3 separate regions of the Homo sapiens genome follow, and regions 1 and 3 are each linked to region 2. Evidence: chromatin loops called from intact Hi-C (ENCODE). Cell type or tissue: ascending aorta. All regions are shown on one strand. Each heading gives the region's core, and the rest is flanking DNA. Links, peaks and the distances in the headings are about the cores only. Region 1 overlaps RORA (RAR related orphan receptor A). Region 2 overlaps RORA (RAR related orphan receptor A). Region 3 holds the start of RORA (RAR related orphan receptor A).

What was found. A loop is a pair of places that touch in the nucleus more often than their neighbours do. Peaks named below come from ENCODE experiments on the same cell type or tissue, not always from the same donor. Only the 100,000 strongest peaks of a DNase experiment are listed, where the experiment ranks them.
Region 1: it touches region 2 in a loop (2.6-fold over the local background); 8 of 110 quality-filtered maps call a loop at or near these places.
Region 3: it touches region 2 in a loop (2.0-fold over the local background); 2 of 110 quality-filtered maps call a loop at or near these places.

The regions. Positions count from the first base shown.
Region 1 is chr15:60,940,155-60,950,324 of GRCh38, reverse strand. The region is part of intron 1 of RORA (RAR related orphan receptor A); the gene reads left to right. Among named protein-coding and RNA genes, the nearest start is that of RORA-AS4, 180 kb to the right of the region's middle. RefSeq lists an enhancer at 2,600-3,357 and a silencer at 4,821-5,115. In ascending aorta, for the core only: no CTCF peak of the experiment used is centred there; a DNase peak (open chromatin) is centred at 4,954; H3K4me3 peaks cover 816 bases; H3K27ac peaks cover 255 bases.
Region 2 is chr15:61,034,053-61,044,222 of GRCh38, reverse strand. All of the region lies in intron 1 of RORA (RAR related orphan receptor A), which reads left to right. LOC107984805 (a long non-coding RNA gene) reads left to right here. Exons shown (of 3, transcript XR_007064660.1): 2 at 3,089-9,384. Among named protein-coding and RNA genes, the nearest start is that of RORA, 190 kb to the left of the region's middle. In ascending aorta, for the core only: no CTCF peak of the experiment used is centred there; a DNase peak (open chromatin) is centred at 5,595; H3K4me3 peaks cover 485 bases; H3K27ac peaks cover 2,450 bases.
Region 3 is chr15:61,224,310-61,234,479 of GRCh38, reverse strand. RORA (RAR related orphan receptor A) reads left to right here and starts at 5,178. Exons shown (of 11, transcript NM_134261.3): 1 at 5,178-5,427. The coding sequence starts at 5,262. In ascending aorta, for the core only: CTCF peaks have their summits at 5,017 and 5,224; DNase peaks (open chromatin) are centred at 4,780, 4,989, 5,269 and 7,024; H3K4me3 peaks cover 3,556 bases.

The DNA.
Region 1 (10,170 bases), core at 3,078-8,077, 94 kb after region 2:
GCGGCTGGTACCGGTTGTTCCTTTCCATGTTTAGCGCTTCCTTCAGGAGCTCTTTTAGGGCAGGCCTGGTGGTGACAAAATCTCTCAGCATTTGCTTGTCTGTAAAGTGTTTTATTTCTCCTTCACTTATGAAGCTTAGTTTGGCTGGATATGAAATTCTGGGTTGTAAATTCTTGTCTTTAAGAATGTTGAATATTGGCCCCTACTCTCTTCTGGCTTGTAGGGTTTCTGCCGAGAGATCCGCTGTTAGTCTGATGGGCTTCCCTTTGAGGGTAACCCGACCTTTCTCTCTGGCTGCCCTTAACATTTTTTCCTTCATTTCAACTTTGGTGAATCTGACAATTATGTGTCTTGGAGTGGGAAGTTCTTCTTTGAGTATGTCCAGTGACTCTTTAAGATTCAGTTTCTAGCCTACCGAGCTGGAAATGACTGTGAAAGTTTCAATAGTCTTAGATCCTTCTCATCTCTTTTACAAAACCAGCGTTGGTGACACATAACAGATGGTATGAAATGGAAGCCTTATCAGTTGATTTCACTTATAAACCAAGTGCAGATAAAGATATAAGGAGGAGCAACATGGGAAATGTAATGCTAAAGATATGTGGGAGTGTGTCAACACCATTTCTAACACCACACTATGGGATCTGTGGCAAATGCAGCAAGACACCAGTTGACAATATGAAGGTTAGGAAGCTTTCTCTCAATTCATGCTCTGTATCCTGCAGTGGAGTGTCCAGCTCAGAGTTCAGACGAGGCTACGACAATTGGAGCAGAAGTGGAGAGGGCTCTGAGTTGTACTTTGTGTCCACACACAGCAGCTGCTCTGCTGCTCGGGTCCAGGGCTGTGTGGCATTTTCACGTGTGTAGTGATACTGGGCGCTGAATGGAGTGGGGAGGGAACACGATTTGGGCAGTTTATTTTTACGTGCTGAGTTTTTTTCCACTTTAGCTCCATATTGAGAGGTTTTATCTGTGTGAAGCAGTGCTGATAAACAGCCTGATTTGAGAAGCCAAGCAAGATTTGGCCTGGCAACTTCTGATGTTTTCATCATGGATAGTAGGAGACAGTTTGGCTGGGCTGGGAATCACGTGGGGTTCAGCTGCCTCAACACGTTAGGCTGTGAGCTTCACGGGGAAGGGGCCATGTCATAGGGGGTGTGTGCTACTGGGTGTAACAAGGTGCCTGGTGCATGCTAGGTGCTTCAGAGATGTTGGGGAAGGAAAGAATGCAGGACTGGACACCACTACTGTGCTGTATCTCATCACTCCAGCACACCTTAGGAAGAAAGCTCATATTTCTTCATCTTGTCCACCGCTCAGAATATACTTCTACTCAACTCTGCCTGTTTCCTGTTTGCCTGTTCAGATCCTTATATCTCTCCTGCTCTGGAACAACTCCTTGACAATTCCAGCTTCCATTGATTCCTCTCCTGCCTGAACTATCAGTCTCTTCTGCATCCATCCTTTAGAACCAGGAGAGAATAGAAACAGGTTCTAGTTTCTAGTTCTTTAATGGGTTTGTGTCTGTTTCTTGAAAGCAGAGAATAGGACCGTATCTTATATTTGTTGTGGGGGATGGGAAGAATCTAGGGCTAGAATTGGAAGATCCAAATGTGTGACCTTGTTCTTTCCCTTAATATTTCTATTATCTTCACCAAGTCACATAACTTGTCTAAGCCTCAGTTTTTTCATCTTTAAAATAGGAGAAAATGGTACTTGTCACAGTAGGGTCATAAGTGTTAGATGAGGTTGCTCATGTAAAAAAGTCTGGCATAAATTATATATTGTTGTTTCTGTTGTTACTTATCCCTGACAGACATTTGCACTAGCTGGGAACTTCATCTATTTTTAGTTACTATTTGTTGAGTGACTGAGGAAATGAACCATGGAGAGTATTTTGCCTTCCAGAAGTGACTTCTATAACTCATTTGTAAATGTTGGCATTTTGGAGTGGAAAGAAAAAATGTATTTATTTCTTCTAAATGGATGATGCCTTGTATTTGCATCACCAGAAAAAGCAGAGACATTTTTTCATCCAATTTTATTTTTCTTCTTTAACACCTGTGATTTTTTTTTTTTCAGTCATATTTGCCTGGGAATAAAAAATAGGCTCTCCAGGTAGTTTTGTCCCCATCCATCCTCTGGAAAGAACTTTAAATGCTCCCTTTCCCAAATGTCTTTTAAGCAATCTGGGCGTCTTGGGCATGTCTCGCATGACCTGGTTGTCTTAGCCGTCTTCACTTTCTCTGTGGCTCTCAGTAACATCTTCAGAAGCTGCAGCTGCCAAAAAACAATGGCTTAGCCATGACATCCAAGGAAATCATCAAGGCATCATCCACCCCTATAGATGCCCACAGGTGGCCATAGGGGTGGTGTTGTTGTCTGTGGATAGCACTAATGCCACTTCTGATGCCCACAAATAGCTGCCCCTGAGGCCCCAAGGCCCCATGCCCTGCCTGTTAATGATGCCATTACTGCTGCAACTCTTCCCAATACCTTGTTTAGGTACCATCTCCCACTGCGGAGGCTGCAGGCAGCACAGCACCCAAGACTGCACTTTGCACTAGCCAGGTGCTACCCATGACTTCTGGAAAACGGCCCTTTTTTGTTTCATTTTTTTTTTTTTTTTTTTTTTTATTGATCATTCTTGGGTGTTTCTCGAAGAGGGGGATTTGGCAGGGTCATAGGACAATAGTGGAGGGAAGGTCAGCAGATAAACAAGTGAACAAAGATCTCTGGTTTTCCTAGGCAGAGGACCCTGGGGCCTTCCGCAGTGTTTGTGTCCCTGGGTACTTGAGATTAGGGAGTGGTGATGACTCTTAACGAGCATGCTGCCTTCAAGCATCTGTTTAACAAAGCACATCTTGCACCGCCCTTAATCCATTTAACCCTGAGTGGACACAGCACATGTTTCAGAGAGCACCGGGTTGGGGGTAAGGTCAAAGATCAACAGCATCCCAAGGCAGAAGAATTTTTCCCAGTACAGAACAAAATGGAGTCTCCTATGTCTACCTCTTTCCACACAGACACAGCAACAATCTGATTTCTCTATCTTTTCCCCACATTTCCCCCTTTTCTATTCGACAAAACCGCCATCGTCATCATGGCCCGTTCTCAATGAGCTGTTGGGTACACCTCCCAGACGGGGTGGCGGCTGGGCAGAGGGGCTCCTCACTTCCCAGAAGGGGCTGGCCGGGTGGGGGCTGACCCCCCCACCTCCCTCCCGGACAGGGCGGCTGGCCGGTCGGGGGCTGGCCCCCCACCTCCCTCCCGGACGGGGCGGCTGGCCGGGCGGGGGCTGGCCCCCCACCTCCCTCCCGGAAGGGGCGGCTGCCGGACGGAGGGGCTCCTCACTTCTCAGAGAGGGCGGCGGGGCAGAGACGCTCCTCACCTCCCAGACGGGGTCGGGGCCGGGCAGAGGCGCTCCTCACATCCCAGACGGGGCGGCGGGGCAGAGGCGCTCCCCACATCTCAGACGATGGGCGGCCAGGCAGAGACGCTCCTCACTTCCTAGACGGGATGGTGGCCGGGAAGAGGTGCTCCTCACTTCCCAGACTGGGCAGCCGGGCAGAGGGGCTCCTCACATCCCAGACGATGGGCAGCCAGGCAGAGACGCTCCTCACTTCCCAGACGGGGTGGCGGCTGGGCAGAGGCTGCAATCTGGGCACTTTGGGAAGCCAAGGCAGGCGGCTGGGAGGTGGAGGTTGTAGCTACCCGAGATCACGCCACTGCACTCCAGCCTGGGCAACATTGAGCACTGAGTGAATGAGACTCCGTCTGCAATCCCGGCAACTCGGGAGGCCGAAGCTGGCAGATCACTCCCGGTTAGGAGCTGGAGACCAGCCCGGCCAACAAAGCGAAACCCCGTCTCCACCAAAAAAATACGAAAACCAGTCAGGCGTGGCGGCGCGCGCCTGCAATCGCAGGCACTCGGCAGGCTGAGGCAGAAGAATCAGGCAGGGAGGTTGCAGTGAGCAGAGATGGCGGCAGTACAGTCCCGCTTCGGCTCGTCATCAGAGGGAGACCCTGGAAAGAGAGGGAGAGGGAGACCGTGGGGAGAAGGAGGGAGAGAGAGGGAGAGGGAGAGGGAGTCGGAGTCATTTTGGTTTTATTCATCCATGCAATTGCAGCTGCTCTCCCATGGGACATAGGACACTCAGGGTGGGGGACGCTGTGCGGAATCACCCTCAGCACACCCGCTGATCCTGGCTCATTATCTTTGATTCAGAAAGGTGCACTTGGCTTCACTCTCCCCTTGGAATGCATCTTCTTCCTGGAGGTTCCTTGGTTTCTCCTGCATATAACCCACCTGAGTGCTAGAGTGAGCCCAGCCTGAACTCAGGGTGGGGAACCTGGTACATTCCTGACTCGTCAGTCTGCCCAGCTGCTGGGAGAACTTATGAGCATCATCACCTGTGTGAAAAAGTCAGGGAATAGATTCTGCCTCATAGATTAAAAGCTAGGTTGATAGGTTAGCTTGCTTCTGGCTCTTCTGGCCAATTAAGTGATCCTGGCTTTCCCACAAACAGAAGTGACCTCTCGATTTCAGGTCTCATCATGTGCACTGGGATAGACAAGCATATGTACCATTGTGAGTTGCCTTGGGTTTGCCAAAAAAGTGCCCCTTGAGTGAACCAATTATTTTCCCTTTTCCAAAGTACAGTTTTGTCTGCAATCCTTTATTTCTAACACTACTTCTGAATGGAACATATTGTTATGCATGGCAGGGATGGGGAGCAAATGGGAGGAATTTGGAGAAAGAGCCGTTTTCCTCCCCTAATGGTGAAAAGTATTTTTTCTAACAAGCACTGTTCTCGGTAGTTGTAGCCTGGAGAGCCTTATCCTTTCCATCATCTTCTTGTCTGCAGCAGCCATGATATAACAACGTTTCCCCTGACGGGAGCTCATGCAAGCCACTGTGTCCTGGAAGAGAGCCAACCTGGTATGCTGGCCAGTTGGCACCACTTGCCTCCATGCAAGAAGCCAGCACTGTGCCTTGTCCCCAGAGATATCAGCCCTGTAATGTCCAGCTCGTGCCAACAGGAACCGTGGAATACATATTTTCCTTTAAAAAGAGAGATGAGAGTTCCTGTTCTTTCCCATGATTTGTGCAGTTTATGTGATCATGAGTTTGGATTTTCAGAGAGAGGGTGGGGAGGGAAATTATATTTTATAGGTTATCTATATGGGGTGGTCCAGCCCCATATTGCTGGATTTGCTGGGTATATTAAACTATAGCCTTCCTCCTCTCTGCTCTTAAGCCAATCAGCTCCTAGCTTTCTCTGCTCTAAAACCAAAGTGGGCTGTTTGTTTTTGTTTCAATCTTTCATTTTGCTCCTATCGGGCATCTGTTATATCTCTGAGCTGTGGACCCTATGGAAACCTTGATATGTCTGCATGCTCCACCTGGTGCTATGCCTAGGTCAGTCAGTGGGAAGTCAGACCACGTTGGGCATGCAGCATCTCAACCACAGGAGTCTGGGGTGCAGTTTTAAGTGTCACTCTTGTTGCTGACATTTTTCTATCCTTCTGCAGGGACGATTATTGGAAATGGTGTATTGCCCTCTGGGAATATGGGAAGCATCAGACAGGAATTCTGGGCCATGCTGCTTTTTTTTTTTTTTTTTTTTGGAGTACAGTGGTATGATCTCAGCTCACTGCAACCTCTGCCCCTTTTGCTCAAGCAGTCCTCTCACCTCAGCCTCCTAAGTAGCTGAGATCACAGATGCTTGCCACCACACCTGGCCATTTTTTTCTTTTTTGTATTTGTGGTAGAGATGGGGTTTCACTATGTTGCCCAAGCTGGTCTTGAACTCCTGAGCTCAGGTGATCCACTTGCCTTAGCCTCCCAAAGTGCTGGGATTACAGGCTTGAGCCACCGCATCTCGCTCCGTGCTGCTTATTGTATACGGTTTTCTGTTTTTTACCACCTGTAACTCCACCCATTAAGGCAGTTTGTGCAGAGTCCCTGGCCCTTAGTACGGTGTTCACTGTGGCCAACTGGGTCTAGACCAGTGGTTCTAGCTCTAGTTGCATGGGAGGATCTTCCTGGGGCTTTTAAATTATACTGATGCCCATGCTCCATCTCAGACCAGTTACATCAGACTTCCCAGGTGGGACCAGGGTGGCCTGGGCCTCAGGAATTTTTAAAGCTCCCCAGGTGCTTTTCATCTTCAGTGCATGTTACTGTTCTTCGGTTTATACAAATTCTTTGACAGATGGACAACTCATATGAGAGCATATGTGTGATTTTTCCTGTCATGATAATGGACGACTGACTGACTATGGCAAAAGGCCTCCATTTTATGGTTTGTTTAGTTAATAGAAGTGATATATTTATGCTCATTTATGCTCTCATCTGGTCCCCTTTGACCCATTACTCACTTTTTTTTTTTTTTTTTTTTTTTTGGAGATGGAGTCTGGCTCTGTCACCCATGTTGGAGTGCAGTGGCATGATCTCGGGTCACTGCAACCTCTGCCTCCCAGGTTCAAGCAATTCTCCTGCCTCAGCCTCCCGAGTAGCTGGGATTACAGGCACACGCTACCACGCCTGGCTAATTTTTTGTATTTTAGTAGTGATGGGGTTTCACCGTGTTGCCCAGGCTGGTCTTGAACTCCTGAGCTCAGGCAATCCCCCCACCTCAGCCTCCCAAAGTGCTGGGATTACAGGCATGAGCCACCATGCCCAGCCGACCCATTACTCACTTTTGCGAAATAGCTGGCTGAGGTTAAAGATGTCATCCTTGGAGAATAGAACTGAATGCGGGTCCACATTGGGCCAAGACCTTCTGTCTTATGCTCATTAGTACAGTCCTCTAAAACAGTGGCTGAACCTTCACATTGAAAATGTAATCCTCTCAAAACCCTGATCAAGAAATAACATCTCTTTTTAAGTATGACCTTGATACAGCAAAGAACAAGAGTGCCTCAGAAGAGTGACTACAAGAGCCAGAACAAGATTGAATAGAATCAGAATTGACGTTCCTAAGCTAACTTTAAAAGTGAAAAAAAAAAAAAATTAAGAAAGACATGTGAGAGGTTAAACCCCAAACCTGACAGTGTACTTTTAAAATGTCCTGCAGAACCTGGCAGTCTTCCTCAGCACCCTGGTTTTTGCCCCAGCATCCTAGCAAAGTCACCTTTCTTTCTAAACCACTAGTTGAAGGGCCAAGTCTCAAAATAAGAAGATGCTACTATGCATAGCTACTTGGACTTGATTTAGAACATGATGCCAGCAAAGATGGATACAGGTACCCTGACTCCAGCTTTCTTGATTTGGGTGAAGCAATTACAAAGGAGAGTTCATGCTAAAAATAGGAAGTTGTTATTCAACCATTCTATGAAGGCAGAAAAGAAAATCTAATAAATTTGACCTTCAGTGAGCTGCAATTTCAACTCTAACAGGGCTTCGTGGGCTTGATAATATTGTTAGCTTTATTTGTTCCAGAATGTGTAAGGCCAGCAAAGGCCAGCCTTGGAATTGTGTCTTATTATCTCTCCTTATGCCCAGTTGCCTGTGTCCTCCCCACCTCCATCCCAGGGTATGTCTGCATTATCACTTTTGCACATAAACCTAAAGATTAAAGACGGTGTTTGTTTTGAAGGAGGATAGGAAGATCAAGGATAAAGAGAAAACATGTTTGTATGTATATGCATATAACATTCACACAGCATTCTAACAGCCAATCTCTAAGTATCATCAGTAACAGGAAAATTCTTTTAAGTGATAATCTTATAAACTGATTACAGGTCACTGCTCACATGAATGTGTGCCTGAGGCTACATCCCTAATGTGAAGCAAAGTATAAGATACAAGAAACCTAAGCATACACCTTTTCATCCATGGGCAAATAATTGCCGAACATCTTGCTTAACACACATAATTCGCCTTATGAATAGAAACGTAAAACGGAAACCTGGTTCTGGTTTGACAATTTGACAAACCAGAATTTGACAATAAGCACTAGGGGGAAGAGCACTGATTTGGGATTTGGTCTGATAAGGGTGTATATCCCAGCTCTGCTGTTTACAGGCGAGGCAGCCTTGGCCTTGAGACATAAACTCACTAAGACTCAGTTTCCACATCTAGTTGTAAGGTCTGAAAGATCTACTGTGTGCACAGTAGCTGACCATTATGTAAGGGCTCCATAGATAGTTACGTTTATGATGAGCTGTGGCTTTTGCTGATATTTTGGTTTTCAACCAGATCTATCACATGAAAAAAAAAATTCCATGTTTTTAAAAAATTAGGGGGAATCTTCCGAAGATATTATGGATTAAGTTTTAATTCAATCCTTTAGGAAAGGTGAGTTTGCTTGAAGACTTAGCAGATTTTATGCATAGGAGATTTGCCTGCTCACTGGACTGGTGGGTAATGCAAAGATCAACAATTATCTTCCTAAAATGTCTGCTTTTAAAAACTATTTCTTGGTAACAACAGCAGTGCTAGTCACCAGTTTCCGGTTTGCACGTCTTTTCTTTTCAAGGGCAAACATTTAAAACCCTTCCTTACCTCCAGGATCTTTGAAGAGATGAAAAAGATAGATCAGTGAGGAGAGGGAGGTCTTGGGTTGCTAATGCTAACATGTGGAATGACTCATAATTGCGTAAAAAAGTGAGATCAAAAATTCCTTGTCTTGAGATCTAAAAGTTTTCTTAGAATACAAAGTGAGCACTCACCAAGGAACTAAAAATAAAGTACACTGGAGATCTTCCAAGAACACCTCTGGGTGAAAGCATCATAGAAACTGGCTGCTGTGTCCAGACAGGGAACTCAGCCCGAGGCTGTCTCATTGGGAGGGCCCACTGTTGACCATGGCACTGGTAGACTTTCCTCCAAGTATCTTAGGCCCCTTCACCCGGTTCTGTAGAACAATGACATTGGGACAAGCCAGATTTGGCCCTGGGGTCCTAATAGCTAAATGGAATCGCGAGACGCCAACACATTAAAGAGCTTGGAGTTGAGCAAAGACTGGCACAGTTGTATCATTTTGAAGCTTTAACAACCATTTCATCCAACCCTTCCACTTCAAGGACAAGGAACCTGAAGTCCAAGGAAGTGAAACCACACTCAATTTAGTGCCTTTTAGACCCAGCTTGAATTAACCAGAGGTTGAACTGCAACTGACAAGGCTTTTCCATCCCAGGGTTGGTATATGTAATAGCTTATCACCATGCCATAAAAATTATGAAGTGTTTGGTGTCTCCAAGCTTAGGTTCACAAAGTTGGCTCATTTGATTTTGTCTAATGAGTATAACTTGTTTTTCTATACAATACCACTTCTTTCTTGCAGGTCTGCTATCACATAGGAGAAAAATCATGGCCATTTGCCTTGGTCAACATTTGTTTTCCTTTTCTTCCACTGACTAAAATATTATGATTATTTATTTATTTATTTAGAGACAGAGTCTCACTCTGCTGCCAGGCTGGAGTGCGGTGGTGCGATCTTGGCTCACTGCAAGCTTTGCCTCCCGAGTTCAAACAATTCCCCTGCCTCAGCCTCCCGAGTAGCTGGGACTACAGGCACGCGCCACCATGCCCGGCTAATTTTTTTGTATTTTAGTAGAGACAGGGTTTCACCATGTTGGCCAGGATGGTCTCAATCTTCTGACCTCGTGATCCACCTGCCTCGGACTCCCAAACTGCTGGGATTACAGGCTGACTACAATATTATTTACATACAATGTAATCCAGTTATAAGCATACAGTTAGATGAATTTTGGTTATTGTTTACAACCATAACCACCATCTGAAACAATACATAGAACAGTTCCCTCACCTAAAATGTTCCCTCGGGCCTCTTGGCTCTCAATCCCGTCCCCCTGCAACCTGGCCTCTGGCTTCCACAGATCAGCTTTCTGTCTCTGTATTTTGCCTTTTCTAGAGTTTTATCTAAATACAATAATATAATACATATTCTTTTTTGTTCAACATCTTTCACCTAGCGGATGTTTTTGAGATTCATCCATGTTGTTGTATTATAATTTCTTTTTATTACTGGAATAGTATTCCATCGTATGGACGTACAGTTTGTTTATTCCTTACCAATTGATGGCCTTTGGGGTTGTTTCTGGTTTGGGGCTATTAGAAATCATCTTAGCCAACAATTTTATCTTTAATTTCTTTCAGTGATCTAATCTTGTGACCCAGCCTCTAATTTTTAGGATCTT
Region 2 (10,170 bases), core at 2,563-7,562:
AGCGAACTTCCCATCCCCTTGAGGAAAAATGAAATAAAAACCTCAGGACACAAGCACAGTCTCTTCCTAGCAGAGGAAGCTAATTGCTTTGGGGTAGGCCAGATTTCCTTTCCTTCCCAAGTGTTATGCCCATCCTGCTTCATTAAAATGGAATCTCTTTAAACCCTACAGGTGAGTTAGGGAGGGGGTGGGAGGAGCCTGGGGTCCGTGTTTGTGGCTCTTTTTAGGTTTGTTTCTGATGTCCAATCCTTTGAGCACAGCTTTGCTCTGGGAACCAAATCCTGACTTGTGCATTACTGCAAATTCTCTTGAAGTTTCAGACTGCTTGGGATAATCTGGACACAAGAGCAGGCTACACAGTGCTTAAGAGTCACCACCTGTCGTACCAGCCAAACAAAGCAAAGGGACCAGGTTAGAGGAGTTGGGGACATTAAAAAAAAATAAAACCCTTTGCTTCCTTGCCTCCTGCCTTCTTCTATAGTCCCTAGCCCCTGCACTCTGTGCTTTTATAAGTATATTAGAAGGTACTTTATCTTTACTGGCAGTGTATTGGGATGTGGCAAATGTACCTGCCGTGGGAGGGAACTGTATGACAGGCATAAACCCAGGCCACAGTGCATTTCTATGGTTAGGTGGAATTAGCTCCAATGTCTGATGTCCAATTAGCTCTGATGTCCAGGTATTTAAAAATTACTCTATTAGAGTAATACATTCTGAAATAGCGTTTAAGGGCTGGTCTAGTGACAGTAGAAAACATTTATGTAGCACTTCTTGGTTATGTTTTTAACCTTCTCTCATTTCATTTTTACAAAGTTCTTGACAGGTAAGTATTTTCTGGAGGAGGCAAAAGGACTGAACTGGAGTTCTCATCTGTGAGATGAGGAGTTGGGAGGCATGGATCTCTCCAGTCCAATTTGTCCTGTACTCTGTCATCTGTGGTTGACTTGTGCATTTGAATGTCCAGGCCCTGTGGGTTAGAGTGTTAGCTCTGAGGTTAAGTTACCTAGATTGGACGTGGGGCAGAATGTTTGCCCTCTGTAAATATCTGTTTTTCCATCTCTAAAATGGGAATGATAATTGCACCCACCACCTAGGGCTGAGATAGCATTAGATGAGATCATCTGTGTAAAACGCTTTTTAAGTTCTTAGAAGTCTTCCCATCACCATCATCGCCATTGTCATCGCCATGTCCATCACTCTCAGCCTGCTGTCTGTGTCTGACTGCAGTTATAAACAATGTGAGCAGGATGAAGGATATGCATAAACTTGCCCTTGCTCAGTTTCTCTGCTATCCACATACCCCAGTGCACTCTTTGATGCATTGCTTTAGAAGGGGAGAGTCTGGGTGTCTTTGCTACTGTTTCTATTTCCGTAAGAAAAATGGCCCATGAAGAAACTTAAAAACTGCAAGTTTGAATTTCTCCAGGCAGGCAAAAATGAGGTAAATAAAGTAAAGGACTTGGCTGGCAATTCCCAAAGAAGCAGGCTATGGAGGGACGAGGTCCCGAGTAGGTAGGAAGGCTTATCGAGAGAAGCTGCTGGTTCATGCACTGGCATCATCCGCTATTGAGTTATCTTGTGTCCGCTCAGCCAGCTAAGCACAAATTAATCTCTCATGGCTGACCAATTACGTACAGTCTTTTGTGAGAAAACAAGTTAAAAGAAATGCATTAGGTAAAGAAAGGGCTAGCAGCTCTTGAGGTGGGAGGAGGGTGGGCTCACACAGTGTTAGAAAGCATTTAACTACACATCCGTACTCCAGCGGGTAGTATCAGAATGTGTCTGAAAGTAACGATATCTAATTGTGTGTTTGTGTGTTTGTGTGTATGTGTGTGTGTGTGTATTTATTCATTAGGACTAGGGTGACCAGGCACCCTTGCCATCTTGGAACAGTTCCAGGTTACCACTGTTGTCCCTGGATAATTATTGATAGCACCTTCTTTCATGGTTTGGACAATAAATTATATGGTCACCTTAATTAAGACCACATAGCCTATCTGTATATATAACAAATACACATGATTTGTCATGCTTGGAAAAGTCTAATAGGCTATTGTTGAGGTATGCCTTTTTTGTTTTCTCTAGAAACATAAAATCAAAGTTGTATTCCGGAAAGGATTTAGCCTTTGGAAAAAGGCCAACCTAGACGCTATTGTAGAGAATGGCTGAGTGTGGTAGTTAAGAGACGAGGGTCTGATGCTGATCACGCAGGTTCCAGCCCCAGCTCTGCTATGTATCAGCTGTGACTCCTTGGGCAAGTTATTTAACCTCTCTGTGTTTGTTCTGTGACCTCTGAAAAGGGCATAGAGGTACCTACCTCATAAGATTAAAAGGAGGATTCAATGAATTAATAGTTAACACACATGAAACTGACTGACGTTAAGTCCTTAGTAAATATTTGCTATTACTTTAGTCCCAGCTTTATTGTTCATTAGCTGTTGGGGCATGGGGATGAACCTCTCTGAGCCCTATTTCCCTCATCTATAAAATGAACATACTAGCTGGGCATGGTGGCTCGCGCCTGTAATTCCAGCACTTTGGGAATGTGAGGCAGGAAGATCCCTTAAGCCCAGGAGTTCGAGGCTGCAGTGAGCTATGATTGTGCCAGTGCACTCCAGCCTGGATGACAAAGTGAGAGCTGTCTCTAAAATAAATAAAGTAAATAAATGAATAAAATAAAATGAACCAATGAATTTCCACCCCCTGGAAATATAATAAGCTTCAAATGAGATAAAATATGAAGAGTTTAGTGTGGCGCCTGGTTGTCAATGGATGCTCGACAAATGTTAATTTCTCCTCCTTTTCTTACTGCCTTCCTTCCTGCTTTCCTCCTTTTTTCTAATAGGATGGAAAGCACCTCTGATAGCTCATTGAATTCATCTCTCCTCCAGTTTGCTTGTTTCATGGAAGATTTAAAGTTGTTTTCTGTGACGTCACTGGCATGAGGCTGTGAAACCTACCAGTGAGATAAGTTAAGCTTCCTAAGGGTTACCTCTGTCATCTGCATGATGCAGAAAGACTGTGAGCCTGGGATGTGTGTAGTGATGACAGGCAAAGAGAGTTTTAAAAGTTGTCTTAATTTTTACAGGCTTCTGGAGGATCTGTTGCTGATTGCACTGGTGAGTTTTGGGTTTTTTTTCCATCTCCCCATTCCTGACTGTCTCCCCTATGGTTCACCCAATGTCTATGAGTTATTTTAGCTTCCAGTAATATTTCCATTTCAGTCAAAACAACAATGAAATAAGCCTGGCAAAGAAAAATCTATATGATAGCTGGTTTTACAAAGGAAGGCATAATTACAAAATACTATAGTTGCTTTTGGTTTCTGTGGGGTCAACAACACCTAACCAAGAGTTTTATCAATAAAAACAACCTTTGAAAAAATGAGTGATTATTGATTATGACTATAAAGTATAGATCTTTTGAAGTATCTGCATTCATTCAGCCTCCAGATGGATGAGTTTTTACTTGTCTGTAATCCATCCATCCATCCTTTCATTCATTTTATTTATTCGATGAATATTTTTAAGTGCTTTGTGCCAGGTACTGTGACACGTTCAGGGGATGAAATGGCAAAAAAAGAACTGTATTTGTCCTCATAGGGTGTACGGTCTACCTAGTGTACACATCACATGCTTGTCATCATTTAAACACACTCCAAGACTCATCAAATGTCCTGAAATGCATCAGAAAAAGAAAAAAAAATAAAGCCCGGAAGGAAATGGAGGGAAAAGATCAGTATTACATGTAGAAACAGGCAAAAAGCTTTATATCAATGTTTTGCGAGAAGATAAAATAGGTATCGTGAGCTGAGGTCAGGCAAGCAGACTAGAGAAATGAAGCAAGCATTTCATGTGAAAGCTTCCAAACTGTTCTTTTTGCAATTACTAGTTTTAGCTCAAGCCTGAACCCATATTCTTGCTTTGCTTTTTCACCTCATTTGCCTTAGACAAATTCTGATGGGATGTATTAGTGTCCCATATACCACCTACCTATTTAAGATAAAGCCTACTTACAGCTAATAGAAAGTGGCACTATAATGTATATTTCATATATTTTATATATATATATATATATATATATATATATATATATATATATATATATATCAAAGCTTGTGATCATAGCCATTAGAATTATGTTCTTGTAATATGGGTGATACACACAATTTACGAAGTTGGAATGTTTGGGGAGGAATGTAATTGGAAAACTACCATCAACAAAATGGCCCAAATTCTTTACCAAATAGCATTAGTTAACCAATGTTTTCTAACACTGATTGGCAAAGAAAGTGCATCAGAATTACCTGGGTCCTTTGTTAAAAAGGCAGATTCCTGGGCCCAGCCTCACCTGCTGAATGAAAATGTCTGGAGGTGGGATCTGGGGATTTGCATTTTTAACAGATTTGGTAAGTTCCCATGCACATTGAAGTTTGCAAACTATCAAGCTGGTCCATCTATTTTTTTTTTTTTTTTTTTGAGACAGAGTCTCACTCTGTCGCCCAGGCTGGAGTACAGTGGTGCAATCTTGGCTCACTGTAACGTCCACCTCCCAGGTTCAAGTGATTCGCCTGCCTCAGCTTCCTGAGTAGCTGGGATTACAGGTGTGCACCACCACACCCAGCTAATTTTTGTATTTTCTTAGTAGAGACAGGTTTCACCATGTTGGTCAGGCTGGTCTCGAACTCCTGACCTCGTGATCTGCCTGCCTCGAACTCATGACCTCGTGATCTGCCTGCCTCGGCCTCCCAACCATCTGTTTTACCAAGGAAGAATGTGAACCTCAGCCTCAGAGAACTGTCTCTGAGAAATGGACAAAGCAATAATGCAGTAAAAAGAAAAAAGAAAGAAACCAGACACCTTTCAGATTCTTCACAATTCCCAAATGCCAACATTTCTAACATTTGAGGTTGACAAGAGCCCAACTGTATTTTGCCAGATTTTTCCCCTCAAATTTTACCTCCCTCTCCCAAGCATTTTTAGGGAATTCAGTCCATGTGTTCTTGATAGTCCTGCACTAAACTTATCGAAAATGTCATTTTGTAACAGTGATTTGGTTGCCCTGTAGTGTTTCAAAATCTTTTGTTCCTCCTTAGAAACCAGAAGTTGTACTTGGCCAAGGACGAGCTAACCCCAAACAGCAAGAGGTTTGAGTTGGCTCCAAAGCACAAGCCTCACAAATATCCCGTGAGTCTCCCACAGGCTTGGGGCTCTCTGTTTAGAATTAGAACCTAATCTTCAAATATCCCTTTACCCTCTTGCCTCAAAAAGGAAGGCAGTGAAGAGCAGCAGCAAGGCATCCTGGATGAGCACTGGAAGGGGAGAATGCTCATGTTTTAGTCGTGGGCTTTCCACCAGTTAGCTGTGCAGCTTTGGGCAGATACTTGAACTTCTCTGGTGCTCTGTTTCTTCATGTTTAAATGAGAGGATTAAACTGTATGACTTTTGGGTCGAAAGTACGTCTCTGCCATCAGTATCATAACAATTATTGAAATTGCTGCCTAGAATCTTCCGCTACCACAGTGTATTTTGATTGGACTGTTTATTGCCTTAGCAAACACAATGCAGTGCTGTGTCTTTGGCATCTTGCCAGGAAAGATGAGCCAATTTTCTCGTGTTGCTTCTGGATGTCAAAACATTCTCATCTGACCATGCCACAGAAGAAGTTTGTTGAGAGTGTGACTGACTGACATAATGACTGATTGGCTGATAACGGCAGCTGACAGTGATTGATTGAGTGTAAAATTATCTGTTCTCATTACTTCTGAAATTGAATTCAGATTGGTTCTATTGGAGGGTTTCCATGGAGACCATAACCTGCTATAGCAAGTGTTTGTGGATGCAATGTTTTATTGTGATCAATACCTGTTTCCTCTGCTGGTCCAAAGAAATTATTAATGATTATAGTCAAGTAGAAAGAGGCAACCATATATAAGAAGAAAAAAACTCTCATATTTTGTCTCATTGCTACATAAAACAAATGTGGGCCTTCCCAGACTTGCGCTTTGGCTAACTAGTTCATAATACGTTCGATAACTTGCCATTCTTCTTTTGCTATTAATGCAGAGGGTTTGCTTTGGAAAAAAGAAAAGTATTTCTAGGACTCTTTCTCTCTTTGAAGAAGATCAGAATAATAGACGAATGTTCATACTTGGTTTTTTTTTAAATGCGATGTTACAGAAACAACAAACATTTAATCAAATCTTAAACACACCCATGTTAATGCAGAGACAGAGATGGTCCCTCAGGCTTTTTCTGGGTTGTTTCCATGAATGATAAAGTCATTAAACAATTTCATAGGCTTGCCTTATTGATCTCTCACAATGGCATGCTATGTCTGCTCTTCAGGAAAGCCTTTCCTGACTGCCCCCATCAGAGTTAATTACTACTTACTCTGTGTTCGCATGGCCTTCTTCCATCTTCTATTATAGCATTCATCTCAGGCCACCTTGCCTTACAATTACTTGTATCTCTTTTTCCCACTAGATTATGACCTCCTTGAGGACAGGGTGATTTTCTTGTTGCTCTTTGTATTATCCTCAGCATCTAGGTGAATCTCTGATACATCACAAGGGTTCAATAAATGCTCATTGAATTGAATTAACTGGATCTGCATTCCAAGGTCATCTCTTCCTAGACTGGTGTTGAATGGGATTCCCATGAAGTGAGGCAGCAGAGTGCGTGCTTGCTGGTTCTGTTGCTTTGTCTCCTGCCCTGTGGCTGCGTCTGTGCCCAAGAGGATTGTTAGGATATATTGTGCTACAGGAGATTGATATTGTATAGGATGTCTGTACAGCTTATAGACTGGTGCTGACCGTACTGAAATGATGGTGGGAGGATACCTAATAAGGATTCTATTTTATGCTTAGCTGTATTCATTCATTGGTTTGGTTGGAATCTGCTTCAGCGTACTTCCTCTACCCAAATTTGGCTCATTAGCTGAAATCACTTTGGGATGAATCCACTGTTAATAGTGGCTAACATTTTTCATGCACTTACGACATGTCTGGCACAGTACTAAGTACTTTACATATTTTTCAATTCTTACACATTGCTCCCATTATCCCATTTTGAAGATAAGGAGACTGAAGCACAGAGTGTTTATTTCCTAAGGTCACACAGCTAGGAAGTAGAGGAGCTAGGATTTGAATTCCTATAGTCTAGCTTCCTACCCCATTCTTAAGCTATCTACCCTGTTGCCGCCTGACAAAAGTGTGTTTCAAAATTTAATTCCTGAACTGACTGCATCAAAATCCCCTGTAGTGTTTGTTAAAAGTGAAGATACCCCAAGACCTACTGATTCAGGTTGTTTTCACCGAGGCCAGCAAATCTGCACCAACATGTTTTATTCTGTTCTGTACCTCAAGCTTTGATGCTGCTTTGTTTTCTTGTTTTGGGAGAAGGGCAGGGGTGGGGGTGGAGGCAAGCGAGTCCAATACTACAACTTTAGAAATCTCTGCTCTAGGGTGAACACTCTCTTTGAGACTTCTAAATTAAAGTCAAGTCTTTTGGATTTTTGTTTCTTTGTACTGCCTAACTTTAGAAAGACCTGGAAGCGGTAACATGAAAACATTTTTAGAGAGAATTACCAGGCATTTTTGGTAGAATGAGTGTTTAATGGAACAGTCCAGAGAACTCATCAAAGATGTTTATTAAAACGCGCAGACCTGCTCCAATTAAGGGCCCAGTCAGTGGTGTTAACAGTGAAGGGACTGTTCCAGAGGCGTGCTGCACGGGACGCCCACCCCAAATACAAATGGTTTGCCAGTAGCTCACAAATGAACCCCATTGCCTTGCACTTAAGCTTCCTGAAGCACATACATATCCTGCTTTGTGCTTTCCGCCCTATAGTAAACGCAAACCAATGGAGATGTGAAGCAATCTAATAGCAACAAGGCAAACCTCTACTTCCTCTAAAGAGGATTGCATCCTCTTGCTATCTTTGCCGATGCTCTCCTACAGACCCATCCCTGTCATGTCTTTCCTGTCTTTCTAGTAGAATTCTGGCTGCTCCCGTAGGACCTCCTTGCGGGAATTTTCCCTGGTTGCTGCCTCCAAGGAGAGGCTCCCCACCAGAAAGTTTTAAGAGGCTTATGCTTCTGGGGTTAATGCGGTCCTTTCTGTCACCTTGTTTTCTGTTCCTAGTTATCTTTCGGTAACTTTTTTCCTAAACTACTCTGAAAGGCATAGACTGTCTCTTGAAAGCTCATCTGTTCTTAACCCCTTTCCCTCATTCCACTGACTGCAGCATCTTCCACATACCATTCCCTCTTAGCATTTATGTCCATGTCATGCTTTTGTTGGTTTATTTGTGTATTTTCTGCTTCCCACCATTAGATCATTTGTAGAATTAATGAATGCCTATGGGTTAATAGATTTTTCGCTGTATCCTCTTTTCTCTGTATCTCTCTGCCCAGTTGCTTAGAAATGCTTCTGTTTGTGTATTTGTATCCACCTTCTTTGGGGAGAGTTATGACCCTGGTCCTTATGCCATCAGTGGTATTGCAATTTTGTATGTAGCATGACCATTTTTAAAAATGACATTTCATAGTGAGTGATTCAGACACCTATCATTCAGCTTACCTGCCGGGGCCCTCCAAAATGAGCAGAAGGCCTCTGTCTCATTCTAGAAGCTTGAAGGTCTCCACGTGGTTTGCCCAGGGGCCCACAACCTCCCTGCAGTCCAGGAGTGCTCCCATTAACCCCAGCTGTGTGATTCAGACCAGATTCTTAGGACTTTTTAAGTGAAATGGGACAGAAAATTGCTTGATGTATTTTGCCACATGAAGTACATTTTGCTGCCGCTTAGTTCTTTATTGTCGTTAGATTAAAAACTCTCCTAACGTTGTGTGGGTAAGTAAAAATCTTTTTATTTTTATCTGGTATGTTTTGAAAAAAAGGAAAAAAGAAACTAGACATTGTCAAAATATTTGCTTAATCTTGCAGATTTGGGAAGTTGTATAGCCACTCGCTCTGACAGACCAGAACAATGGTCATTAAATGAGAAGCAGATGTAATAAAGTATGCAGTAAAAGCCTTCTATTATGGGCTGGAAGGGGAAAAAAATGAGTTGTTAACAGAACACAGTAAGCATTATGGAATAAATCAGAACAAAACCATTCCCAATTACTGTACAAAGATAATTAAAGTCTACAATGCTAATTAAGGTCTGTTTATATCTATTTCTGTTTGTGTACAAACATATGCGCATAGTTAAATATTTTCCATTGTTTTTTATGTGATGCTAACTTCATAGTTGAATTTTTCTGAATTTAACTTTTGTTTTTATGTTACCAGGAAGTACAATCTCCAGAAAACTGAAACTCCAGCTTTTCCTCCTTGATCGTAGCTTATTTTTCTTGGCTAACTTCAGAAAATTCTTCAAGTATGTAACACTACTTCCTTGAGTGGATTTTTTTTTTTTTTTTTTTTTTTGGTCTGTGATGTTTTTAGTGGAATCAACCAGGGTTCCCAGCCCCCACTATTAAAAAGAAAAAAGATTTTTTTTTTCCTTGAACTTGACCAACATGCACAATTATAGTCACACATCAGAGTTACACAGGATTACAAAATGTCTTTTGGATATAAATCTCAAATAAATTCAAACTTGAAGAAAAAGAAATTGGTAAATAATCCTCCCTACTGGCAGTTCCCCAGGGTTTTCTTCACAGACTATAAATATCACATAAATATTCCCTGACCTGTAAGCTATAACTTTTGGATGGATGTCAATGGTTTTTTAACAGGGAATAACAATGAACTGTAATTGTCGTTCAGAAGTGATCAGTTAAACAATTAGAAAGGCAACAGCTTTCAACTAAGATCCAGGAATAGCCTCTATATAGACTGACTCAAGCAGTCTGAGAAACGTAAGAAAATCACTTTGTGCCACCAAATAAATCAAGAATGACATTTTTAAAAGAAAATGCTAGATACTCCTTTTTTCCTTCTTTCAAACCCACCTGCTTCCTCTTTTTCCCCCTTAGTTTCAGTCCATCAAGGATTTTATATAGCTGCAATTTCAACACATTTCTTCCTTCTAGGATTAAACTGAAACAAAAAGAGCCTGTGTATGATACAGAACTTTAACAGTCTTTAAATAGCTTTGGCAAGCCTTCATTCTAGACCAGGACTGTCCAATTGAACTATAATGGAAGTGGCATATGTAATT
Region 3 (10,170 bases), core at 2,762-7,761, 190 kb before region 2:
ACTGCAACCTTGACTTCTCAGGCTCTAGTGATCCTCCCACCTTAGCCTTCCTAGTAGCTGGGACTACAGGTGTGTGCCACCACACCTGGCTAAATTTTTGTATTTTTTGGTAGAGAAGGGGTTTTACCATGTTGTCCAGGCTGGTCTCAAACTCCTGGGTTCAAGCGATCTGCTTGCCTTGGCCTCCCAAACTGCTGGGATTATAGGTGTGAGGCACAGTGCCCGGCTGGATGCTACCTTTTGAGCCCCAGCTGAGCCCTAGAAATTACTCTTATTACATTGTTATAATACCTACTATGAGCTGGAGATGGTCCATACCAGCACTTTCCAATAGACAATGCTATCAACCACACAGTAATTTTAAATTTTCTAGTAGTCAGATTTTAAAAAGTTAAAAGAGATGAAATAAATTTAAATATCTCACTTAACCCAATATATCCAAACTCTGATCATTTTGACATGCAATCAATAAAAAAGTATTAATGAGACACGTTACATTTTTGTACTAAGTCTTTGAAATTCAATGTGGATTTTAACAGTTATCACACATCTCAATTTGAACTCACCATATTTTAAGAAATCAATAGACACATTTGGCTAATGACTAGTATTGGACGGTGCTGTTTTATACAGAAGTTTATAACAACTTGTAAGATGCATAATGATAAGAGCAGAATTTTGAGTGCCAAGATTTCAGAAGGATCATCTCATCTAACCCCAACAATGTTCATCTATGGATGAGGAAATATAGGCATAGAAATGGTTAGTGACTTTCCCTTGGCCACATTGCCAGCACGTGGCAGAGTTGGGCGTTGACTTCAGGCAGTCTGAAGCCGTCAGTCACATCATGCCACCGATTAGTTGTGTGGCCTTGGGCGAGTCACTTTTCTTCTCTATATTTTCATTTCCTCACCTATAAAATGGGCATGGGTGGAGTGGATCATCCAGGGTGGACACTGCATGTTTCAATCTTCGTCTTTATTTCCTCATGTCTGGCAAGTCTGGCTCTCCTGTTACCACCCAGGAGGACATCAGGTTCACATCACTGATTCTCTGGCTGCTTCTTACCCTGGACTTTACCAGCTGGGGGACAACTTAATGACAAGCAGTGAGATGGAGCCCCTCCCATGCCCAAGAGCAGTGCTGCATTTTCATTGGTGTGTCTTCTATTTTCTGCACATAGCCCAGCTTCAGCTTCTGGATGCTTTCTTGAAAGAAGGAAAACTTGTTGTCTGGGCACTCAGTTTTAATTTTCTGTCTTCTTTGTTCTTGTGCATGTTGTAGAAAGCTCCATACTCCCAAGGAAATTCTACTGTATATTTCCATCATTTCCCTTCTCTCCCTCTCAAGAAATGCAAGAAAATAACTGTCAACTTTTTTTGCATATATAAATTTTAACAGCACATACATGCTGATGAATCTTTTATCCAAGAAGGAAAGGCTTATTTCAAGTGATTGAAAGTTGAAATGCTTAGGTTTTCATTCTTGTTGGATAATGGAATTACCGTGTGGACATGCTACTTTTTGATGACTTCATCAACTGCATTTCCCAAATCCAGTAACTGTAATGAATGCCTACTATGTGCAAAGGCACAGTCCCTGTTTTTAAGGAGCATGTCTTCCACCAGGGAGGAAAAAGCAAATGTTCAAACAACCACAATACAAGGTAGATTGAGCAGACCAAATGCCTTAGGAGGGGTGCACAGCACTAAGATAGTTAAAATATTTGGTTTGGGGTAAATCAGGGAAGGCTCCACAGAGGAGCTGTCATTTAGAATTAACTTTGAAAGGAAGGTAGATTTCAGTAAACAGAGAAGGCAGGGAGGGCCTTTAGGGAGAAGAGGCAGAGGCAACTATCTATGTATCATGGACTAGAAGTAGGAGGGGGAGCAGGCAGCAGCATGTGGCCTGGCCTGAGTACTGCACATGGATTGTGGAGATTACATAAGGATGTAAGACAGTTTGACAAACTCCTGCCAGGAGTGTCACACTCCCTATCCTCCACCCATGGGAGATAACATAAATCAATCACAGCCCACACCTTTCCACATGACGAGATCGACTTGCCATCCTTGGTATAGGAGTGCAGAGATAGGGAGATAGAGCCTTCAATACCGCGTTGACTAGTTAGTTGTTAATTGCATGGGCAATGGGGAGCCATTAAAGTCTTGTAAGTAGGGGAGTGACATGGTGGGAAATGAGAGCTGTAGTTCAGGGTAATTAACTTGGCAGTACTATCTGGAATGGATTAGAATGGTTATAAGACTGAAGGCCAGTTATTTAAGAGGTTACTGAGATGGTTTAGGTGAGCAATAATGTCTGGAACTGCATGGATGGCTGCAGAAAGGAGGGGCATATGTCATGTAGGTAGAATTTGTAGCACTTGGCAAGCATGTTAGGATGTGGAGAACTAGGGGCAGGAGCAAAAGAGAGGAGTCAAAGTTAACTTTGAGGTTCCCAGTAATTACCTTAGAGTAGGAGAAAAGTAATGTTACCATCAGGAGAGGAGCCTGGGATTGGCAAGGAGGTAGGGGGCGATGGCTGTGGTGTTGCAAAGAGGAGTTACAAAAAAACTGAAATTAGGCTGATCTCTTCCACAAGCATAGCTTTTCTAAGCCATTTTCAGGGAACTCGGTGCAAAGTAAAATAACCATTTTTAAGCAAACACTGTTGCCCTTTGTCAATGAGCAGAGTCTAAGGAAGGCTCCCATCTCTTCAAATATTTGGAAAATTGGAAAGCCTTAATTAGTAATCCGAAAGGGAGCATGACGGAAGGAAAGAAATATAAACCTAATCACTGTGCTTTTCAGGTTTCAAATGCTTCCCCAATCCAGGTAATTTACACTTTAGTCACAGTGATTGACAGTCAAGGAATGTATCTAACTCACTTTTATTTTTTCCCTTGGGGAAAGCACTTGAGTTCCCAATTGTTTTAAATTGCAGAAGCAGTAATTGTCTTAGAGAGTTAGGAGAAATGGCTTTTTGGAGCTGCGATCTTTTTCTGAAGGGAATATAGAGTCTATTTTAATTGATTCAGGTCATTATGACTATTTTCTAGATGGTCTTTTCAGGGTGACTAAACATCACCTTAGTTAAAGGAGAACAGTAAGAAACTCATTAAAGGTCCAAGGGGAACAGACTTAATAAAAAATGTTAACAAGTTGCTACTGGTACCTAAAAGGAAACCAGGGATACTTTTTAAGTCACTTGCGTCCCAGATAGAATTACTGGTGAAATTTAATGTGACGAGTATTTTTTAAAGTATTCTAAAATAAACATGAGGCAGCCAATGTATTCTGAGATGCTCACTGTCCCAGAGGAAGTTGTTTCTTAAACTGTACACTTTGATATATTTGTTTCCTTAGAAAAGTCAAGTGTAACAAGCTAGGTCAATTGCATCAAGAACATTACTAACAGGCTAACCAATGGTAAATGTTGTGAAGGCTACTCTGGAAATCTGTGCTTTCACGTATGGGGAAACCCACACGTCTGATTTGGGATGGAGGAGACAATTGTGCATTGTTTGTAGGCGCCAACAGACAGGCTAAAGCCAGGGATCCTTGCAGAGACAGGATTAAGGTATCAGGACTGTTCACATCTCATTTACATCACCCCGAAGAGTGGACCACAGGTTTTGCTGATTAGTACACAGACTATGGCAAAGGGCATTGTGTATTTGAAATAAGATCAAGATCAGTAACAGTAACAGAAACTATGTGTGAAATTTGGCATATGGCGGTTCCTCTGAAGGATTAGCTAACTGGGTTTCCCGCACTTACTATTTTTTAAAGCATTTTTCCAAACCAGGAAGTTAGCAAAAGAAAAATGTCCCCCAATTCCCTCCGCCTACCCCACGTTCTGAAGCACATATATTTATGCCACCTTCTGGCCTCTAATAATATTATTTATTGTCAAAATTTTGGATCCTTTTGAAAGGAAGGTGGGGCGTATTTCCACAGTGTCTTCGCAGGCAAAAGAAAGTGGTAGATTGAGTATGAAGGCAGACAAATCAGGCTACTACCATTGGAGTATTTTCCATTCTTTCAATTTGTATTGTTCCTTCATCTTGGAGTTTGCAGTCAAGGTAACGATGATGCAATTATCTGCTTTCCTGGAGTTTTAGGTACCTACTAGGGGATGAATGTATTTCAATGGGAGGAGGGTGTAGAATGATGCCTATAATAATACGAATTATTAGGAGCTGTTAATTATCTGAATGTTATCCGGGCATTAGTAATGCCTCTCCAGTATATCTACCTTTTATGGATGAGACTGTACATTTAATAGGAAAAGTACCAGTGGGAATTGACAATTAGCAGCCACGCTTGAGCTAGATGCAGCGTGGCATGTTTTATCCAGCTTAGATAGTTGTCGACCAAACAGGCCAAAGTTTTCTTCAGTAGAAAATGCCCTGCCAAATGGTTTCTGGATCCTTCGCGGACAAACAGCAAAGGAGCTGAAAGCGACCTCTTTCAACCATGCCAGAAACTGTCCATGGCGCTTCTAGATTCACAAAATCTGTTTTAGACACAGATGTCTTTAACCAAGATTGGAAACCCACTGGCCGTCCCATCCCAAAGTAAAAAGTGCCACGTCCTCCCATCCTCCGCCTTCCTTGGGATGTCAGCCCCGTTCTAATTCCTTTTTAGTTTCTCCTCAGCCCTCGGCAGGGCTGGCAGGGGGCTACCTGCGATTTCCCAACGTGGACGTGGACAATCGGATTTGTCTCTACCCAAGCTGGCAGCGGATGGGGACGAGTTCTGTTCCCGAGAGAGTCTCAGAAGTAGGCACGGAATCATCTCACCGATTTTAATTTCTGTCCCTGGGCTGGGGAGAGGGGAGGATTGGGGCGCGGGAGGCTCTGTTCTCCTCCTCCCCTCTTTTCCCCACCTCCCAAAATTGGCAGCCAGTCTGTGGCTCTCGGTCTGGGGTCTGGAGGGTGGGGAATGTGGGTGTGGGGGCCGGCTGGAGAAGCTCTCGCTAGCGCTGCCTGTGGCCAGACCCGCCTCTTGTCCCCTTTCGGGCGCACACACACGTCCACCCAGACACTCCGCGCGCTCCCTCGCGCTTTTGCTTGCCCGCCCGCCGCCGCCTGCTTTTTCCCTCCTGCTTTCGCCGGTCGCCTTCTCCTTCTTTTTTTTTTTTTTTTTTTTTTTTTTTTTTTTTTTTTTTTTTTGGTACCATAGAGTTGCTCTGAAAACAGAAGATAGAGGGAGTCTCGGAGCTCGCCATCTCCAGCGATCTCTACATTGGGAAAAAACATGGAGTCAGCTCCGGCAGCCCCCGACCCCGCCGCCAGCGAGCCAGGCAGCAGCGGCGCGGACGCGGCCGCCGGCTCCAGGGAGACCCCGCTGAACCAGGAATCCGCCCGCAAGAGCGAGCCGCCTGCCCCGGTGCGCAGACAGAGCTATTCCAGCACCAGCAGAGGTAGGAGGCTGGAGAGGGGCTGGGGAGGGGGCGGCGGGAGCCCGGGCGCGGAGCGGGGGGCGGCCGGGAGCGGGCGCCCGGGGCGCGGGGTCCGGCGGCCGCGCGCGAGCCTGCGGCGGCGCCCCGAGCCCGGAGGACCCCCCTCCCCTCCCCCCTCCGCCCCCCAGAAATGTTGCAAACTTTTGCAGCCCGTTCTCGGCTTGCGGGAGCAGAGTGGGGCGGGGGAGGCGGCGGGAAGGTTGACAGCCGGCGGGCTCACCCCCCTGGCTTTGATTTTTCTGCAAACACTGGAGGAAAGCTGCGTTGCCTCAATTAAATACGCTCCCCCAAAATACGGAGATGCGGGGAGTGGGGGCCCGGGAAAGAAACTTTTAAAGCGGCAGTGTCCTTTTAAGAAGGGGCAAAAAAATCTGTTTATGGCCACCCTCCTTCCGCTTTACCTTTTCTCCTCTTGACAGTTTCGGCCCTGGCTGCCCGAGTCGGGGGTGTGTTTTCGGTCCCTCTCAGATCTGGGCGGGGGGCGGGAGGAGTGAGCGACCTGGGAAGTCCCGGGGGTGGAGAGGGGGCGCTCCGGGGTCTGGGGGCGACGTGGACACCTTCTTTGGAGCACGGCGGTGCGTTTGGGATTTGAAGGAAGGGCCGAAGGAAGCGGGGTGCGGGCGGGCGAGCTGTTCGCCAAGTTGTCTGGCGGGCGCGGCGAGGGGAGATGCGCAAGTTTGCAGACCGGGGGTTCGGAGCCCGGCGCCCAGGCTGGCGGGGGGCGTGTGCGCGCCAACGCGCAGAGGGCGGCGGTCCTGTGGGGCGCTCCACGCGCATCCGGAGGGAGCGTCTACAAAAGCAAGCACCGAAACTTATTTCTGCTCTGGGAATCCTTCCCTCTCGGAGGTTCCAAGCATTTCTGCAGGAACCTGGGGATGGTCAGTGCAAGTTGTATGCTGGTTGGATAGTGCAAGCAATGTTTTCTCCTCCCCTGGCGATTTTTACTCTTCATTTTGGTGTTTGGTCTGTGTCTGCGTGTGTTGGGGGGGATGGGGGGGACTCAGTTGCTCCCTCCTTTCCTAAAGTGAGCTGTTGAGGAAAGCTCACTCTTTCTTGAAGGTATTGGAACCTGATGTGTGTTTTTCTCGAGAGTGGGGGATTATTTATTTGAATGCGCCTGGAGTTTGCAAAGAACAGGAGGAAGCTACAGCTTTAATTACTGTTGTAAATAATGTATAAATCGCGCCTGTCACTCCGGAGGAAGCGTGCTCGCGCGAGCCGCCTGGAGCTGGGGACGGAGAGGATTTCTCCAGCCCCGGCTTGGGTACCGGCCCAGCGCGCCCCCTCCTCTTGCACTCGGCTTCTGGCGGCGGTTGGGGAGGGCTGGGTAGAGGCGAATGGGGGCCCCAGGAACTGCTCCCTTCCTCTCGATGTTGTAGTTGGAGGTAGGAATATGGCTGATCATGTGCTGGCTGTTTTACAGTATCCCCCCCCCCACCTTAGCCACACCCCCTGTCCAGGCGCTTTCCCATTCACGGAATTCGAGTACAGTAAAAGCCATCAGGATGACACACGCGAAAAACATTTAATTAAAGGCGATTTCCAAAGGGTGACCGCGGCGAACCGCGGTTTCAGCGGGAGGGGGGCGGCGAGGGCTGGGACAAAAGGGAAGGGGATGAGGGCTGGGGGCCTGGACCTGCCGCTAGCTCGGTGAGTTTGTGTGCGGGGAGCTTTTGGCTGCAAAGAGTATATTTAGACCCTGAGACGGTGGATTTGGAATGCGAGCGGGTTATGTAACAGGGTTAATCAGAAACACTGGAGAAAATCCCCTTCATGTGTTTCTGGGGCTTTTTTTTTTTTTTTGGAATGGGGGGGACATAGTATTTAGGAAGCTGCACTAATTTTTGGTTTGTGCTGCCACCTTTCTCCTTCTTGACCCCCCCACACCCTGTGTTATTAACATCTTCAGGTGTCATTCTTGCCAGAAGGTGTTCTTGCAAGCGATCAGGGTGGCAGGCTGCAGAGCCGACTAGCAAATCCGTAACTTGCTGTTCTTGCAAATTATGTAACGCCGGAGCATTCAGTGCCACCAGCCCCCTTAGGCTCAGCAAAAAGGGGAGAGGGGCATAGTAGGAGTGGGATACATCTTGCACAGCTGACCTGCTGACCCATATCCCCTTCCCCCCACCCTCTGCCCCCACCCCAACTCATTCTTTGAACCAGCCCCTGTCTGTCCCTCCTGGAAGATTTAATGGGAGGGGGGTGGTAAGGCCCAAACACTCAACTCACATCCTGCACGCAGGCACTAGGTTATATAACAGTCTGAATGGAAAAAGGAAGGTCAGAGATGGAGGCATCCTTTAGCTAACACAGCAGTAGTAATAGCTTCCAGAAATTATGTGCATTTGCAGACTTTAACCTCAGATGTAGCATCTGCTCCTCAGGGGTACCAATCTTTATGTGTGTGAGCTAGGGAGAAAAAGAGAGAATGTGTAAGTATGCCTGGTAGTTGAGAGTGATTTGAAAATGGGAAATGTTTGGGTTTTCAGATGATGTAATGGAGTTGGCAGAATATGCAAGCCGGCTCCCAGAGTGTAAGCAGTAAGAAAATTGGAGCTGGCATCCAGTATTAATGTTGCATAAATTACAATATCGGAAAGAAATTAACCTACACACTAGGTGATTATGCCTTTTAAATACTTAAAACATAAAGGCACACAACTAGAAAGGAAAAGCAAACATCATCACCTTATGATTAGCATTTTCAACCTCCAGGAGGGTGGAGTGGAGTTCTTGGCATTGGGTGAAATGGGAAGCTTTCTGATTTGGGAGATACTTTCCAAAGGGTAGCAGGTTTAGCTTCTACCCAGTCAGTGTTTGAAGTCCACAGAAATTGTGGTCTGAATTCTCATGACATTGCAGTGACCTCATGAGACATTACCTAGGTAGACTTGAGGCTACTGTTGAATTCCTCCCTCTTGGGAATCCAAGTGTGGATGCACTGTGTACCTTTATTGCCTGAGCTTACAAAATCAGGTGTGTGACTTTATAATCTGAAAGACGACCTTCCCCTGTCCATAAAACTGCTGGGAATGTTAGCAGTTTTAATGAAACTCTTCCATTTTCTAGGTGATATTAATGATAGCTGGTGTCACTCAGTTCCATCTTAACAACACAATGAAAGAGAAAAAAGAAAGGCAGGAAGCGACAAGGGAAGTAGGAATGAAGCGGAAAAAAAACCACAGCGAATCTTTAATTTAACAAGGCTTTCAGGGACTTCAGGGAGCCATGAGCCTCGTGACATAACTGTTGTTAAAAACCCTTTTTCAGAATCTCGTTATTATATGTGCTTGCCAGAAGCTTACATATTTTAGTTCAGTGAAGTCATCCACACAGGGCTGTGTACCACCACACAGTTGGTTTGGAACACCAGTGCTGAAGGTTGAAGGCTTTTAGGGCCGGCAGACCTAAGGGAAAAATCGAAACCAAAAGATGGGATTAACAGTGAAAAGCTCAGTTGGGTTGAGATCGAACCCCCTGGAAGCTCAGCTTAGATTGACTTAAAATCAGTTAACAGGGCCTGTAGTTTATGTGTAGCCCTGAGGACTTCTAGAACCACATACGTCTTTGACTTTGAAAGTGCGTGGCCTCTCTTGCCCCCTTCAGTTTTGGCTGATTCACTTTCTAGTAGGTGCTCTTACCTAGCAATTTAGCGCCCTTTCTAGAGATTGATTCTCAGATCAACTTTCCTCACATGGACCCGGCTCGCCACAGTGAACAAATGATGCCCCATAGTTTGAAAGAGCTGCTGACTGGGAGAAAAGCCTTTGCCAGAGGGATAAAATAATTATTTTTTAAACTAAAGGACTTTAATTTTCCGGTAAATTGCTCATAAAAACATTTATAATAATACCCTTTAAAAATGTAATATAATAATTATAGAAAAGGCATTTGATGATAGTTATGATAACCTTTTCTGTTGCTTCCCCCTTATTTCTTAAAAAAAATTGAATTATTAATCTAGAATTCAAGTCCTGAGTGGTTCAAAACATCTATAGGAGACTCTTCTAATGTTAGTCACCTGCTGGAATTTTCCAATACCTACTGGCATGGTGAGGAGCCCTTGGCTTTAGAAAATGCCTCTACGTCTGAAACTGAAGTATGGAGCCTGCATTGAAGCCCCTAACGATGAGACCCTTCAGCTTGTTTTCAAGGTAGCAGAGGTGGGGGCTGTAGCACACACTTCTGGTTCCACACTAGACTCCTGAAGTGGGACACAGGGAGGCGTGAGAATGTTAATTGTAATAGATGTGCCTCCGGATAAAAATGTTCTGAGGATTTTTAGTGACAGCTGAATCACTTTTGGAAGCAAACTGCCCTCTGTCCAGAGCTAACCTTTGGAATTCGAGTGAGACAAGCCCATGGGTTCTTTTCCTTGGACATGTCACTTCTGAATTAAGATCCACCTTCTCCCATTTTTGTGTTTAGGAGCTTGCGGTACCATGTTGACAGGAGAGATGGAGTTGGAGGTTATTAGAGGTTCATATGGTATGGTATCTTAAGCATGTGCCATGTGTTCTGAGTTTACTCTTCCTTTCCCCCTTCATCTTCCCAGGCTACTTGATGAATTGAGCTTCTTAGCTTACACTTCTGTGGAAGCCAAATGCATAACCACATTTCCCAGGTATCTGGGGAAAGAGCTGTAATGTGATTGCCATGTGTGCAAAAACAAATAATAAAAAAATTTATAGGAAACGCACCTCT